Regions from separate parts of the Homo sapiens genome. Here region 2 is linked to region 1. Evidence: chromatin contacts called from ENCODE Hi-C or POLR2A ChIA-PET data. All regions are on one chromosome and are shown on one strand. The core of a region is the stretch at or near the end of the contact, and the rest is flanking DNA. Distances in the headings are between cores, read along the strand shown.

Region 1 (5,419 bases), core at 1,655-4,154:
TTACAAAGGATACTGTTTCCTTTTAACAGGTAAAAGAGATGAAAGTTTTGAGCCATGATGAAGCTTAAGTATGAATGATACTAGCACATAATACAAAGCCCTTTGACTGAAAAGTAAAAAGAAAAAAATGCATGGAAACAGGCTGATAGTTGCTTCTCCATTGTCTACTGACTTCCCTTTGCTTGTGAATTACTAAATTCCTTATGAGAAGGTGAACTTACACTTCAAGAGAGTGCTCTGTGGTCTCAGCCTTTACCAATCACGTTTGCCAATTATTTGGTTTGAAAATAGTGAGTATAGAGTTGTGTGATTAGAAAAAGGGTCCTCACAGCCCAGCCTGATGGCACTGAGGCCCCACAAAAAGACAGCGAAGAGGGTCATATGGTGGATGTTAGCAGACCAGGAGACTATGGCTCCGCAGAGACGAAGATGCTTCCCACACCCTATTCTGCCTGTCTGCAGAGTCTATTTCTGGAACCCTAGGGTTACCTGCCACAGATGCTGTTGGAGCCCAGGTCAGGACACACATGTGCCCAGTGTGTGTCACAGCCACTCACATGACATGATGAAAGAACCATCACTCTGCTCCTTATATAAGGGGCTTCTGATAATAAGCAGCCTCAGAGATCTAATTATTTATCTGGAGGGAAAAAGCGATTGTGTTGGTTTTGCCTAAATGCTCAAAGTTTCATGAGGAAAATATTAACAAGGACCTGCTTCCGGGTTGCGGCATCTCACGGGGGTTGACAACCCTTCCCCCAAACTGCGGAGGGGAGGCAACAGGAAGGACCTGGGCATCCACAGGGAATAATCACATTTTGGGCCACTGTTTATGCATGTTGTCAGCAGAGAGAAGAGAAAAGCAACAAAATCTGCTTTTCATGGGCAGAAAGCAAATCTAATGTTCCGGTATTTACAACTTCAATATTGATAGAGTCTCTTGCCTCTGTAGAACTGAATCACAGGAAAACATGTAATCTTTCCTGGCCCTTGTTTGGATAGGGCAGAGATAAATTAAAAAGTTACTTTTTCCTCCCTTTACATCAAGCAGTACAACTTATTTCTGTAATCAACATCAGTGAGATTCACCTTTCGGGAAATCAGAATTTTCTCTTCAGCCACAAATCCATTTTAGGTAAACATCATTGACCACCCACATGTAGAGACGCTTTGTTGGGAAAATCACTTTCCCTTTTTTCCTTTTCTTTGTGATTTTGTAGCAATGTATGGGAGGGTGCATTCCACTAAGAAAGTCTATTGTTCTCTAGACTTATTCCACGTAGGACAATGGAATCGAGGTTTGTTTTGCTGAACATACATTATAATTTCCATAAATACAATTACATTCCAGTGGAAAATATTCTGCAATAGAAGTTCAGTCGCCTGCATAACTGTAGTGTTGGACATAGAAAATGAAGACCGTGTCATTCCCTGAGACGATCAAACGATTACTAAATTTTTTCAAGTTTTCATATTGAGGGGATACTCAGTCATTTGTTTAATAACTGCTCACCAAGTGGCTGTTACACGACAGTCATCGTTCTAAGTTCAAAAGGTACAAAGGAGACATCACTCCTGCCTGCGTAAGGTTTTCTGTCTGCAGAAAGAAATCAGATTTGGACTCAGCTCTCACACCTGATTAGCACTATGAATATCATGTAGGTGGGATTTGGAATGCATAGGGATCAAAGGAATGTGATTTAATCTTTACAATCACCTGGAGAGGGTTGCAATATTACTCACATTTTATAGTTTTATGGCTGAGAAAGGAAATGCTTAGAGAGGTCAAGCAGCAGCCCAAGGCTACAGCTAGAAAGTAGCAGATTCTGAACCTATATATGTGTGGCTTAGAGCCTAGGTACTCTCTTCCTTCAGGAGGACAAAAACAAGGATTGCTATGGTGTTTGCAGCTGTCCCTAAAATTGTCTTCATATAATACAATTTTGATGTTGGTGATACCAGGACTGGGTTTGAGTGTTTGTAAATGTACTGGGGTAGGTTAACCACAATCTCCTGTTATTCTTAATGGTATGAACATGTGTCTATTCAAAATCATTACCATTTGGAAACAACAGAAATATCCAATGCAAAGAGTAGGTAAATCATGTATCATCCATATAAAATCATAATATGCAGATATCTGACATATTATTACAAAAGTATACAAAGTTTTTAAATGAATATCAAACAATGAAATGGAATTGAAAGGTACAAAATTGTGTGTGTGTGTGTGCATTCACAATCCTTTGTAAAATGACTGTATGAAAAGAAATGAGAAGAAAAATACCTAAAATATTAACATGAGAAGTACATTTTAAAATTCATTTTATTTTTCCAAATGTTATCCAATATATATTCATTGAAGTAATAAACTAAAATACAAGTCATTTTATCAAAGCCATCTGTACTCACTAAGAATAGTCAATAAATCACAGCATTTTTAGACTTAATATCAGTCAAGAAGAGTCACTGTCAGCTTTTCTCCTTCTTGGTTTCCCCCTCAGGTGGTCTACAACTGATATTTCATGTCATATAAACACACTGAATTTTGCAATGAAAGAAATGTGTAGAATTGCAGTTGCATTGGAATATGATGGAGAGATGTATTTTTAAATATATCAATGTTTATCTCTCTCTCTCTAGCTATCTCTGTCCTATCTATCTATCTATCAATCATTTCTCTTTTTCTTAATTTTAAGGAACAAATAATTTACACTTCCTGAGCACTAACAGTGTCCCCGGCACTGAACTTGAATTATTGCACTGAATCCTCCTGACAGCCCTATGAGGAAATTATTATAGACACCCCCATCTAATGTGACATATGCAAGCCCACATTGTCAGCAAGGGGCAGAGCCAGGATGTGCATCCGGGCAGCCTCTCTCCACCCCTCCCCTCGCAGTCCCCATCAGTTGGTTTTGTTACTGTGCCTTTCTCTTGAACACAGCCCTTGGCGCTGTCCCTGGCTCATGGCGGACACTCAACACTCAGCCACGGTTGTTGCTGCTACTATTACTATTCACTTCTTATTTATTCTTACATCACCTTTTGTGGGTTGTTATACCCAGTGCTTTTTCTCCTGTTTATACCTGTTTGAAAAAATATAAAGAATCCTTCAATTTGAAGATTTTTGGTTTATCAAATGCAGAAGAAGGAAGAGGATATTTATATAAGTTTTTCAAGATGAATCTTTTAGAAAACCTACAAATCAAATATTCATTCCAGCTAGGGCAATAGAAAATATCTATACTGTTCTACAGTGAACTTCCCTTTTCTCCAGGAATGTCTGCTATGGAACGCGACCATCACTGGCAACTTCTACAGGAGGGCCTGCTTAACAAGCTTTACCAAGGTCCAGCCCACACTCTTTAAACTGGCCTAGAAGGTCCTTCCTACTCTGCCCCTAACTTCCCTTCCAGCCTCTCTTCCTGCCCTAACCCGTTCTTAATCCATCAATTCCCCCATACAGCCAAACCAAGCCATGCTCACTGACTCATGCCTTCCTATTTCGCACCTCTGGGTCTGCACAGATTCTTTGAGCTGACAGTGGACACATCCTCTAAGACGCAGTGGAAGCATGAGGTCTGGGAGGGGCCTCCAGACTCTGGCCCAGCTCAAGATTCACTCTTCTCTTCCTAGAGGTCTTCCAGTAGAGTATCCTTTCCCCATATGCTAACTAATATCCCTGAACAGCATCACCTTCTCTAGACTAGGAAGCTTTGGGAGCAGGATCTGAGTTCTGGGCATTCTCAGTGCCCAGCATGCCAGTGGCATATGGGTGGGGATTAATGAGGACTTGTTAGGGTACAACTTTGGTGGTCAGGTCAATGAAGCAGCATTGATAACTCCACTTAGATAAATGAAGCAAAAAGGGAAGTTTATCCTGAAGATAATGAGACGTCACAGGGAGCTTAAGAAAGGAACACTGGTAGTCTTCACGAATGGATAGAAAAAAGATCCTCATGTCAGGTGCTTTCAGGCCCTCTCAGCTTTTGTCCATGTCCCTTATTTCCTCTCCCTCTCTCTCTCTCTCCTTCCCTCCCACCATCCTTTCATGCCCCCTCCCCTCTCTCCTTTTGTTTTTCATATCTACTTGATAAGAAATGTGGTAGCCAACACTTCAGCCAAAGTCTTCACATATCCCTTCTCTCTTCCAGACTTTCTCAACAAAACTGTACCCCATTTCCCAGTTTCTGTCTCAAAATTTCCTAGATAAGCCTTAGATTGGCTTATTTGGGGTTGGATGACCAACACGAGACCAATAAAACAGCCAGGGGACAGAGTAACATTCTACCACTAAAGTGGATTTTAAAATAACAGTAAAGATATGGACAGTCAAGCTGGGCAGTTACTAGAAAAAACATGATGAGAAGCAAATTATAAAGATGTCCTGTGCAGGTGTGCATGCGCACACACACACACACACACACACACTACCCAAAACATAGTAGGCCTGCCAAAATATTTGTTGAATTACTAATTCAATTATTAATACAGGTTTCATTATTGAGGAATACGTATTCATAATGGTGGCTTTAGTCCTGGAAAAATTCTCTGCTTCCTGTACCCTCAGAGAAGGAAAATGAATTTTCACTGCAGTTCAAATGCTTGCTGGGGTCAAAACACTCTGTTATCTTGAACATATGTCTAATGATATTTGCTTTAATGAAGAGCCACAGCTTACCTCCTTCTCCACAGCACTTGATCTTGCATTTGGGGTGTGGAAGGTCACCCAGCGTGTTCTTGCCCTCGGCTTTGGCTCACCCTGCTGGTGACGAGACCACAGAAGGATAATAAAGAATGGGACCCAGCCTTCCATTAATAGTTTGGCTGGGTTTCCATTGCTGCCCTCTCTCAGCTTGTGGTCCTGCAATGAGTTTCAGTCAAAAGCAAAAGGGAAGTGGTTAGTTTTAAAAGGAGTATCTGCACTTTAACAGCCACTGGAGTCTCTGCAGTTTGCCCATTGAGTTGCAGTGGGGTAGAAACACGGAGCACAGACAGGCACCAGGGCATCGCAGTTACAACGACAAGCTGCAGAGCCAACCCAACTGGGTTCATTTCTGCCTTTTTTCACTTATTAACTTGGTCCATTTTCTTCATCTCTCTGTGTCTCTGTTTACTGTAAAATAGGCATAACAATAGTACCATGCCTACAGGCTCATTCTAGGGCATAAATGAATGACTGAGAGGGTTGACATTGTGCCTGGAACATAGCAGGATGCTCAGGTCTCAGAAGCATGGAGTCATAAACTCACTCCCGAGCTGTCCTTGCGCCATCTTCCGTCATATCCCCGTGTTAATAACCTAAATCTTCATGCCACAGGATTCACTGAAACCCATCCTTCTGCCTTCTCAGACACTCTGGTTGTTTGCCTCTCTCATACCTTGACCTCGAGGATGGAGAGGCTTGACCTTCTCC
Region 2 (5,419 bases), core at 1,693-4,192, 2.0 Mb before region 1:
AGAAATAAAGAAGCTACAGGTGTTTGTGTGGGATCTGAGTGTGGGGGTCTGAGTTTTCAGCTGTTACACGGATCGGTGCAGTAGGATGTGGTAAGAAAAGCACAGAGGAGGGGCACTGAGGGAGGGCCTCCTGTAGAATGAGGAAGATGAAGAGTTGCCTCTTGCAGCGAGAGGGTTCCTTGCCTGCCAGCTGGCAAAGCCCTGGGGTACCCGGGGGCAAATGCTACTACTGGAGACTCAACACACAGATCTCTCGTCAACCACAGTATCGCCAATCATAGTTTAAAGATCCAGGCTTTTAATGTCAAGGCATCGGGTTTCTGCTAGAAGAGTTTCCAGAACTTTCATTTAGTGCAGTTTTATATTTGACCACTAACCAATTTTTAATCCAAAATCTTTTTATATATGCATTGTTCAGTTCACCTCCTTAGAATAAATAGCCCAATCATGATTATATTCATCTTCCTCCCACTGCTCCCTCCGCACCCCACACACTCAGGTCACATGTAGACTCTGTGGTATAAGATTTGGGAAGAATTTAGCCATAAGAAGGAAAGCAATAAGGATACATGCTACTACATGAATGAACTTTTGAAACATTATACTAAGTGAAAGAAGCCAGACACAAAAGGCCACATATTGTATGATTCCATTTATATGAAATGTCCAGAACAGGCAAATCCACAGAGACAGAAAGCAGATTCATGGTTGCCAGGGCTGTGAGGGGTGGGAGAAAATGAGGAGTGATGGCTAATGGGTACGGGGTTTCTTTCTGGGGTGACAAAACAGTTCTGAAATCGGTGGCGATGGCTGCACAGTGCTGTGAATGTACCAAAAACCACTGAATCATACACTAAAGAATACATTTTGTGGAATGCAAGTTACATTTCAATTTTTTTTAAGATGATTTAAATTCTGCTTTCTCAAGACACAGAGACCAGAACAGGTCATTTGAGTTTATGAGAAGACCAAGTAACGATGAAACTTATCAGAACAAGCACCAAACTCATTCAATTCTAAGTGCTGATGGCTTCTCTGAAAACTTGAGAGGGTGATAGTGTCCACCACGGAACTCACGGGAGATTTCCACCATTCAACCTTGAATTGCTATTCATAGAGTGTCTACTATGCATGTACAATGTGCTGCTACATGTCGGAGATGCAGCAGTGACTGAGACAGACAGGGGGCCCATGGAAAAGAGACACTTAGGAAAAACTTGCACAAATAATTGCCCAATTAACATTATGCTGTAAAGGAAAATTACAGTGATTTCAGGGTTTATAAAATGAACATAATATTTTTGGGGGAGCAGGAGGAACCTCCCTGAGGAGTTAGCATTGAAGCCAAACCTGGAAGGCTGGGGGAAGAAGCATCCAGGTAAAGTAGAAGGCAGAGGAGCTAAGCAAGGAGAGAGAGAGAGAGCACCAGAAGGGCAGAGAGCCAGCAGGGAGAACAGGTGCCTCCCTATGTCACCAGCCACAGAGATCTTTCCTGAACCCATCAAGCAGAGATTCAGGCTTCTAACGCCAGTACATCTGGCTTGTGCTGGAGATGGGTGCCTTCCAGAATATTCATGTCCTGAGATTTTAAAAAGTGTGTCTAATACAATTGTTTATTCATTCATTCAACAAATATTTATTGAGATCTGCAACACGCCAGGCACTGGGGATACACAAGCGAACACAGAGTGTCCCTGTCCTCCCGGGGCTCACATTCTAGAGGGGGAGACAGTCAACAGGTGAACAGACAGTCAACAGGTGGAAAGAAGGTAACCTCAGAGGTGATGGCCCCTGAGAAGTCTGGGGCTGGGTGGTCTTTACACAAGGTGCTGGGCAAGGCCTGTTTGAGACAAGCAGAGGAAGAAGCCCGCCAGGCCCAGGCTTGAGAAAAGGACCCGGGGGGAGGGAAGCTGCGGGGGGGGCGGGGGGAGGGGGAGGCTGGGAGAAGAAAGGCTGGGGGCAGTAGTGAGAAAGCAAGAGGAAAGAGCAAGCTGCAGAGTGGGTTCTGAGTGCTCGGCAGGGGCCTCGCGGGCCATGCAGCCGACTTAATTTAGAACTGCATTTAGTTGTCAAGTGATGGGAAGCCCTTGGAGCAGGGAAATGACACATTTAATTTAAGCTTCACAAAGCTAAGCTGGGGGTGGGGGGGGGTTGGCAAGTTGAGGGGGGTGTAAGTTGCGTGGGGGTGGGGACCAAGAATGCAATTGTAAGTACTAAGGAGAAGACAAATGGGGTGTCCCAGAACAGAAATACAAGCAAAAGGAAACATGACTGAAGTACAGCGTGCTCCAATCCAGGCTGACCCTGTCCAAGTCCCAAAGTTAACAGCGCCCACTTTGGAGGCAGGCTGACCTGGGCTTAAATCTAGGCTTACCAACCGTGTGACCTTGGGCAGGTGACTTCGCCTCTGAGCGCCTCAGTCTCCTCGTCTGAACGATGGGTTAACAATAGCGCCTACCTGAAAGGGCTGTGGCTGCCATCACGTTTGTGGGGCCCAGCTGTGCGCGGTGGGCGCCCAGCAGCTGCTGCGGCTGTGAGTAATTTGTTACTAAGAATAGTTAGCGCCCCTCTCGGGGCCGCCGACTCCCAGCGGCCGCGCGCACTAGGCGAGGCCGGACCCCCGGCCTGGACGCCGGCTTAGACGCTGTCCCCAGGCCCCCAGTCCCAGCACCCCAGCCAGGCCCCGCCCCCAGCCCCGCTCACCTGGGCCGCGGCGGCCCGGGGATGTGCTCGTAGCGGCTGCGAGCGCGGTGCACGAAGGTGCAGCAGAGGCCGAAGGCGAGCAGGACGGCGCTGCCGAGCAGCAGCAGCCCGGGGCTCATGGCTCCGGGGCAGGGCAGGCCAGGCCAGGGTCGGGCCGGGCGCCGAGGGGGCCGGGAGGCCGCGAGCCGACTCAGCTGTCAGCGCCGCGCGCCGCCTCGGCCCCAGGCCAGGCGCGACCCAGCACCCTCCCCGCCCGCTCGGCTCCGCCCCCGCCGACTCCGACCCCTCCCAGGGCGCACAGTCCCCGCCAACCACGTCTCCGCCTCCGGCTCCGGCGCTCCGGGCCCTCCCCCGCCCCGCCCCGCCCCCCAGAGCTCCGCCCCAACCTCCACACCGCCCCAGCCCAGGCCCCACCCCGAGCATGTGGTCTTCACCAATCACAACTCCGCTTCTGGCTCAGCCCCCCAGGCTCCGCCCCCACCTCTTCAGACTCAGGTCCGCCCCAGCAGCAGCTCCGCCCAGAACGCGTTGTCCCTGGCAACGCCGATCCTCAGCGCTCTGGCCCGGCGGCGGCGCGAAGTCCTGCTGGCTGGCTCCGCCCGCTTCGGCGCCTCCAAATAACGGCATCTTTCCGCGCGCGGTCTTAGGCCCCTTCCTTTTTCCCCCAAACCTGCCCGGAAACCCCATCCCAGCCTGCAAAAGTCCGCATAACGCCGACTGTTCCCAAACTTCTCCTTGGAACCCCAGACCCCCAAAGTTGTTCTCCAGTTGCCCCGGGGCGCCTCCTCCGCCCGGACAGTCCACGCCTAGCGCCCGTGGTCCGCCAGCGGGGCCCGCGGGCTGGTGGCAGGATCCTGCGGGACCCAGGGACGCCTGTGTCTGCGACCGAGAGCGCACGGCGTGGCCGGAGGCTGTTCTCCCAGAGACTCGGGGGCCTGCGGACCCTCCTAGACCAGGCGAAGCCCCATCTGAGGCGCTGGCTCAGGCCCGAAGGAGTTGGAGTTGGAGGGATGAAAATCTGGGTCCGCCCTCCAGGGAAAGCGGGAAATGTGCCGGGGAGGCGGGGGTAGCGGAGGAGAAGGTATTTTCGAAATAATGACCAGGGCTTCCCCCTCTGTCGTAACCCGCGTCTCCTTGCCCATCCCGTATGAAGATGAGGCCAATTCTGGGCGTTTTAGTTCCCAATTCCTATCCCGAGGGACCACCCAGCGTGAAAGTCGTGGCAGGGGAAGGCCAGGTGTGCCCACTCCTAGCCCAGGTAAAGGTCCCCCGGGCTGGAGGTAGAGGCCCAGGGAGTGTAGATGCTGCTGGGTTTCTGAGAAGAGGCAATGCCCCTGCCCCACGCTTGAGCCAGTCCTGGAGAGGTTGGGGGTTGGAAAACGAAGGGGACCTTGGTACCGCCTTCCCAGGTATAGTTAGGGACATGGGACATGGCTGTTAGGGGTGTGGGCTGAGGGGCGACGGAGACGGCCAAGTCTTAAGAGCCGTGCCCAGCACGGAGGAGGCGGGACTTCTGCCCTCGGGGCCACCGCAGCCTGGACAGGTGGGCAGCAGAGCATCCATCCCCCCGGCGCCTGGCCCGGCCGCCCAGTTGGACTCGGGGATGTTGGCTTGCTATGGCGCCCCCGTGTGGCGGCGGTGACAGGCAGCCGCAGGCCCACAGGGTAACTCAGGCTGGCCCTGCTGGGGTGAGGTGTGGAACGGAGCCACCAGGTCCCCTGTGGGCTGTGAAAGCTCCGGGGCTTGAGGGCAATTTGGAGGGAGGATGAGGCTGCAAGAAGGAGGGTGTGGATTCCTGCGCACTGGAAGGTGGGTTGGGGTGGTTAGCTAGAAAAGAAATGTGACGGCATCACATTTAGTATCCAGTTTGTGGAACGGCTCCCTGAGATTACACAGTGCATCGCACTGTCTGAAGAGGACTTTCTCTTGCCTTGTCTCTCCAGACCCCTGGAACAATGGTACTGTTAGCAACAGCAAATCCATATGGGTCTGCAGCAGCCTCAGTTCTTGCCTCCTCAGAAGAAAGAATTCGACTGAGGGGCGTAAGGCAGAGTGAGAGGCAAGTTTTAGAGCAGGAGTGAAAATGTATTTAAAAGTTTTAGAGGCCGGGCGCAGTGGCTCACGCCTGTAATCCCAGCACTTTGGGAGGCCGAGGCGGGCGGATCACGAGGTCAGGAGATCGAGACCATCCTGGCTAACACGGAGAAACCCCATCTCTACTAAAAATACAAAAAATTAGCTGGGCGTGGTGGCGGGCGCCTGTAGTCCCAGCTACTGGGGAGGCTGAGGCAGGAGAATGGCGTGAACCCGGGAGGCGGAGCTTGCAGTGAGCCGAGATTGCGCCACTGCACTCCAGCCTGGGTGACAGAGCGAGACTCCGTCTCAGAAAAAAAAAAAAAAAAAAAAAAAAAAAAAGTTTTGGAGTAGGCATGAAAGGAAGTAAAGTATACTTAGAAGAGGGCCAAGCAGGTGACTTGAGAGAGGCAAGTGTGTGGCTTGACCTTTGACTCGGGGTTTTGTAGGTTGGCATGCTCCCGGGGGGTTGCATCTCTCTTCGCCCCTGATTCTTCCCTTGGGGCGGGCTGTCTGCGTGCGCGGTGGCCTGTCAGCACCTGGGAGGGGCCGAATGCACAGCTGTGTTTACTGAAGTTATGTGCGCGCTCATTTGAGGTGTTTTTCCCTTACCGGTGTTCCTAGAGGAAGGTCATCTACCAGT

The links. Hi-C counts contacts between places; a loop is a spot of excess contacts on that map. ChIA-PET counts read pairs that join two places held with the same protein, here RNA polymerase II (POLR2A).
Region 2: a map of CD8-positive, alpha-beta T cell shows a loop between it and region 1 (7-fold over the local background). The contact joins the promoter of CYP46A1 here to the enhancer-like site in region 1. A Hi-C loop is called at or near these places in 1 of 168 maps with a recorded cell type or tissue (CD8-positive, alpha-beta T cell). POLR2A ChIA-PET finds 5 or more read pairs at or near these places in 1 of 52 experiments (T-cell).

Annotation. Positions count from the first base shown.
Region 1 is chr14:97,707,241-97,712,659 of GRCh38, reverse strand. It overlaps LOC105370651 (a long non-coding RNA gene), which reads right to left. Exons shown (of 5, transcript XR_944186.4): 2 at 4,685-4,867. Among named protein-coding and RNA genes, the nearest start is that of LINC02291, 23 kb to the right of the region's middle. RefSeq lists an enhancer at 1-338. Within about 2 kb of position 2,904, at least 4 of the 41 ENCODE cell types and tissues checked have a DNase peak (open chromatin) inside an H3K27ac peak, as active enhancers do; they include CD8-positive, alpha-beta T cell, where a contact is called at or near this core.
Region 2 is chr14:99,681,821-99,687,239 of GRCh38, reverse strand. It overlaps CYP46A1 (cytochrome P450 family 46 subfamily A member 1), which reads right to left and starts at 2,942. Exons shown (of 15, transcript NM_006668.2): 1 at 2,704-2,942. The coding sequence starts at 2,822. RefSeq lists a silencer at 2,558-3,137 and an enhancer at 4,378-4,447.